2 separate regions of the Homo sapiens genome follow, and region 2 is linked to region 1. Evidence: chromatin loops called from intact Hi-C (ENCODE). Cell type or tissue: Caco-2. All regions are shown on one strand. Links, peaks and the distances in the headings refer to the core of each region. The heading gives the core; the rest is flanking DNA. Region 1 overlaps LOC124903210 (a long non-coding RNA gene). Region 2 has its middle 110 kb from the start of LINC00399.

Region 1 (2,924 bases), core at 232-2,731:
AGCCTCGGAATTCTCCAGGAATCCTGTGTGGAGGAGAGAGGACCTGTATACAGTCTGAATATCACCCTCTGGAAATAGTCCTCCCAGGACACACATTGGTAAGGCCTTCTCTTGACCTCGGGTTCTTTTCTCTTCTTGCATGATGGTAGATGCCTGCAGCATATCAGGTTGAGCTGTTTCATCCCAGGATTTCTCCCATTTTGTGAAACGCTGGCCGTGGTAGGACCGCTCGGTCCTCTGCTCTGTGGTATCCCACACACTTCATCTCAGGAAGTCTTGTCTTGTCTGAGGACTTTCTTCAAAAACCTCAAATCTTTCCTGCTGATTTCAGCCCTCTATAACTTTAACTAAAGATCTGCAGCCTTTTTCTGTAAAGGGCCAGATAGTAAATATTTTAGTCTTGTGGGCTATAATGATCTCTCTCACAAACACTCAATGCTGCTGTTGAAGTGAAAAAGCAGCCAGAGGCCACATGTTCATGAAGGGGCAAGGTGTGTTCCAATAAAACTTTGTTTATAAAAACATTCAGTCAGCAGGATTGGCCTGTGGGCTGTAGTTTGCCTTCCCTTGCCTTAGACTATAACATTTCCTTTGGAAAAATCAAAGCTGTGATCCAGGGTGGAACCATTGTGGATTCATGCTTAAGTTTAATACAGTTAAAACCAAACTCCCTTTTCTACTAAAATTAGCTCCCGCCCCAGATTTCCCTATTTCTGGCAATGACAGCAACACTTTCCAACTCATACACGTTTAACAACATGGAGTTGAATATTTGATTCCTCCTCTCCATGAACTGCCATATTTCTCACATCTGTGTATTTCTATTTTCATAGCTGTCATATCTTATCACTTCACATGGGATATTTATTTTCTTGGCTTTGGGACTGACAGATTTGCCTTCAGTTTTTAATTTATTTTTATTTTTTCATCTTAGTATGGTTTTGGGGTCAATCATTCCTAAAAATGTTGCTGTTACCAATCCTTTACTCTTCAGTCTTCCTCACCTACCAAACTCTGACTGCAGTCTGCCTTCAGTTTCTACCTAGGTCTCACCATGGGGTTTTCCTCTGACAAGGAAGTCCACTTTGCTTTGTTCCCGCACCCTGTTCTTTGGCTCACATTACTTCCTCTGTTCAAGATGACCTTTCATCCACAAGGCTCCTCCCCTGTGTCCATTCTCAAAAGCCGAGCTCAGTTCTAGCCTTCTCCCTGACCCTCATCAGTCCATTCCGTCCCATACTCTCCTGTGCCGACGTCTCCCACCTGTGGAATCTTGAGTGCAGGTCGTCTCTTAGACTCACTTGGCACCTCATCACACAGCACCTTGCATCCTTTTCTAAAGTTTCAGAAGTGTTTGTGATATGCCCCTGATTAGAGCAATGTTTGTCAAGACCAGCAGCATGCCTCACAGTGCCAGGATTGTGTTTGCATAGACATTCTTTCCTCCACGATATCCTGTCTTATCTCCTTATCAGTTATTGGAGTTTAAGGGGAAGTAGCTTTTTAAAAAAAAAAAAAAAAAAGTTAAATGAACTATCTTTATAGGCAATCCTAAATTTTTAAATTGCCTGTGTAATAGACACTATTAAAACTAGAGGGTGATAAGACCCCAAATCACTCTATCCAAGCCCATTGTGCTAGTAAAACATTTGAAAATCCACACTGATGCAATGGCCACATGAAAGAGAACAAGGTTTTGCAATGCTCAAAGTTGAAACAAAAATGAATTAGAGCGTTGCCTCCTCTACTTTTGAGGGAAATACTCATACTTGAGATAAAGAAGATTAAGCCGATTTTATTATGGGGAAAATGAAATGATAGGCAATTTTGTGGATTTTCCAAAGGAGATTTATTAATACATGTATCTTTAAAAATATTAGATGTTGACTAAGAAATTTTCCCCTTAAATATCCAATTTTCCTTAAAAATTAATGGCTTTCATTTTCTTTTAGATGTGGGATTATTACCGCCACTGCTTTTATATATCAGCTTTAATAGAAATCTTTTTTTGGATCAAAACTTGAAAGAAAACATTTGCGAAGAGTAGAATGTATAAATGAACGATGGTATATTCGTGCAAAAGAATACTACACAGCATGAGTCTGCAAACTCCATCCTGTAGGTCGAATCTGGCCCATCGCCTGCTTCTTAGAGCCTGCAAACTAAAAAAGGTTCTTACATTTTAGATGTAAAATTTTTGAAAGTAGGAGATTTTATGCCATGTGAAGGTTATATAAAAGTCAAATTTCAGTGTCCATAAATGCATTTGTATTAGGGCACAGCAAGATTCATTTCCTTATGTATTGTCTGTGGCTGCTTTTTGTGCTATACTGCCAGAGAGACTTTTTCGGCCTGAAAGGCAAAATACATACTACATGGCTCTTTAAGAAAGCGCTTGCTAACCCCTGCTATGCAGCAGTAAAATTAGCAAACAGAAAGGGAGACTTTCACAAATATGATGGTGAATGAATAAAGCTAGTCTCTAAAGAGTAGGTGTCATATAGTCCAGGCAAAATTAATCTACAGTGAAATAAATCAGAATGGAGATTTGCTCTGGGTGCGTGGGCTCTGTATGCAAGGGAGGCTTCTGGGGTGCTGGCAGTGATTGACTTCTTGAGCTGAATTCAGGTTGCACAGATGTATGTTCCCCAAAATTCTCTGGGCACTTGCAATTTGTGATCTTTTCTGCATTTATGTTATACTTCAGCCTTAAAGGTTTACTTAAAAGAGCCTAGGAAGAATAAAAAAGAATGATTAAGAAGAGAAATGAAAATAGAGGAAAGAGGATGCACGCTGAGGAACAGTTATGAACTGGAAGACGGCAGAGCTGCCGGGATGTGCCTGGAGCCGGGTGAGGCTGGGAGGAGGGGAAATAGCTGGGAAAGGGGCCGGGAGAGAGCCCCCGGGATGTGTTAGGACTTGAG
Region 2 (2,924 bases), core at 303-2,802, 77 kb after region 1:
AGAAAGCTTTATACCATCACTACACTACTTGCCTCCAGTGATCAGAGATGGGTTCTCAGACATAGTATCATCTTCTGTGCTGGCATTGTCATTGTTTCAATTTAGTCTCATAAACATTATACCCTAGCTTTTTTTATGCTGTAGTTTTCCTGTGGTATAATTAATATTCAGTCACTTGTTCAGTGAGCATCAGAATTATTAAAAATGTGTTAAAATGCACTTTCCCAGTTCGTAAGCCTTTAAATTCTCATTTATTGGTTGTTTGGTCTAACTCTGAACCATTTCTCCAAGCTTTGCCAATGTAGCTGGTCCAGGGATCACACTTTGAAAAAACACTGCTCTATATGTGATACTATAATATTTGAGGGTCAGAATAATTAAGGTCATTATATGAATATTCGGCATTAAGCAAGAAACTCAATCATATTCATCTTTTTTTTTTTTTTTTTTTTTGCTTATTACAATAGTGCACATTTTAGAGAGATTTTCACCAAAGGCTGAGAAAAAAAGATATATCTTGCTAGGTTTCAGCTGGCCAGTAAACAAATGTGACTGCATCTCTCTGTGTACTGAAGAGTTCACTGCCTCTCTGGAGGCTGTTCCCACCTGGGGTTAGGGATATCCTTTGGGAAGCAGGGGGTCCTTGCCCCTCTTTTCAGAGCGGCCCCAGCAGAAGGTTGTCACTTCTTTCTCCTAGGTAACCCTGCAAGGGCTGCCCTTTAAGAGTAATCACAAGTAATAGCCATAAACCAAGGGCCCAGAATTGAGTTTATATTCTTAAGGGGTCAAAGAAGAAAGAGATAAAGAACCAAGATGCTTTGTAATTTAGATTTTTTGTTTCCTCAGATCTTTGAGATTCCGGGCCAAATGATAGTTGAGAAAAATGAAAAGGGAAAAAAGGGGCGTGCATGCTCAAAATTCTATATTTAAGTTGTTCATAATGTGATTACTTTTGCTGGTTCTATTAATCTTCAGAAGAGTAGCTAAATGCAAATGTAAGCATTTTAAGGCATTAAAATTATGCAGAAAAATCTGAGTAGAATTCTAAGAATATGTATGTATATGTAATATTTAAATTATAATTTAAGAACCTTTCCAAGAACATTTGCTTAATAAATAGAAATGAGAACAGAAAATTTTGCAATGCTAATTATTATACTACTATCTCTCTCCAGATCTTACAAGATGCTAGGAGATATGTTACAGGTGTTCATTTGAAAAAGAAATAGTTTTAACTTCTCTTTTATGAGAATAATGGAAGATTAAAGAAAGCCAAAGTGAGTGGTTCAGAAAGGGTGTTCCAGAATATTGTAATTATTAACGAGTGCTTGTGTATTGATGGAAAGAAAACATCTTTACTCAAAAGCAATAAAGATCTTCATAGTCCAAGTCCAGGCAATGAGGCGGAATAAGCCCATGCATCAGTTTAAAAATAGAAGATAGAGAGGCATGGTTTCAACCAGGATTGCCTAAACTACCTTTTCATTAGGGAAGAGTTTATGATAATAGAAGCGCAGGTTTACTAAGTTATCTCTAAAGTATTTACACTAATAGACTAATAAAGTTCTCAAGTGATATTCTGGCATGCACTGGCCTCAGGTCAGCTCCTCAGCATGTACAGAGGTCAGGTAGGAGCTCAGGAATGCAAGCGACAGTCTCACTCCCTCCAAATCTGCACAGTCTGTACCATCCCAGAGTCCCTTCAATTACTGTCTTCAATCCTCTTCTTTCTCCAGGCAAAGGCAGGTTTCAGCCACTTCCATAGCCAACGGTCAAAACCTTGGAAAACAATCATCAATGGTTCAGAACCAGAAATAAAAACCAAACTTCCTGAATGATGCTGGGTGTTGCTAGGGAAAAGTGGATAAATGTCTCTCCTAGATAAAAATATTTACTATTTACCCTCAATTTGTTCCTCTTTCTTGTTGCCATTCTTTTGTGCTGGACTTGGAGTTTCATGGTGTTGAACACATAGATGTACCCAGTCAATTCTAAGTAACTGGAATATGAGCTATGAAAACTCCAAACATGGGCCCAGTGTTACCGTCTAGCAAGGATGCTGTTTGCCCTGAAAATCCTGTGTAGGTAGAAAGGACTGGTTTTTCCACATTGCATACTGGGACACGATGTACCTAGCAACATTGCATACTGGGACACGATGTACCTAGCAACTGAATTGCTTATTTGAACCTGCCCCAAGAAGCAGCTATCACTCAAGAGTGTTGTCCTGGGATATGGCTGCAATGATACAGGGTACCCATTGCATAAAACTTGCGCAAAGTTCAGCTCTGTGAAGCAAAGGTATCACAAACACAAGCAAATCCTGACTCCAGTCTTATAAGTCTTGTTTTCCTTCAAAGGTAGTAGACTATACCAAGCTTTATTTAAATGGGAAATGAAATGAAAAATGATTATTTAGGCACATACCCTAATCATCCTAGTGAAGATGAAGAACTACTCTATGAGTCACAGCTGGGAAGCAGCCCTAATGTCTGTGGTCAGATTCTGAGACACCATCACAGATTCACAGATGTTTTACTGGGGGAAGAGTACTCAGCTTTGGTTTAACAAGGATAAAAATGCTTCAGGCTTTCCTGAAGGTGCTGCATCTCTTTTTGTTTGAAACTATGGATATGGGTTTACAATCACCAGTGGTTGTGCATTTAGTAGGGAGTGTGCATTCATCAGTGCCATTAAAGTGGCCTAAATTGAAGCTGAATCAAAAAGTAGCCAATTTATTTTTTATTTTTCTTTCTTCTATGTTGCTTTTCCCTCCTCTTTCTTTCCTTCCTTTTCTCCTTGGGCCACTTGAGGCCTCCCCACAACCTGAGAACAATCAGAGATTACTGGGGTAATGTCAGAAAGATGCAAGTCAACTTGAATAAATTCCCCTTGGCCAATGGTCAATATGAACATCAACAATA

Evidence for each region. Peaks named below come from ENCODE experiments on the same cell type or tissue, not always from the same donor. Only the 100,000 strongest peaks of a DNase experiment are listed, where the experiment ranks them.
Region 2: it touches region 1 in a loop (4-fold over the local background); 2 of 110 quality-filtered maps call a loop at or near these places.

What each region holds. Positions count from the first base shown.
Region 1 is chr13:109,585,455-109,588,378 of GRCh38, reverse strand. It overlaps LOC124903210 (a long non-coding RNA gene), which reads left to right. Exons shown (of 2, transcript XR_007063870.1): 2 at 1-2,924. Among named protein-coding and RNA genes, the nearest start is that of LINC00676, 140 kb to the left of the region's middle. In Caco-2, for the core only: no CTCF peak of the experiment used is centred there; a DNase peak (open chromatin) is centred at 1,248; H3K4me3 peaks cover 349 bases.
Region 2 is chr13:109,508,926-109,511,849 of GRCh38, reverse strand. No RefSeq gene overlaps it. Among named protein-coding and RNA genes, the nearest start is that of LINC00399, 110 kb to the right of the region's middle. In Caco-2, for the core only: no CTCF peak of the experiment used is centred there; DNase peaks (open chromatin) are centred at 1,609 and 2,123.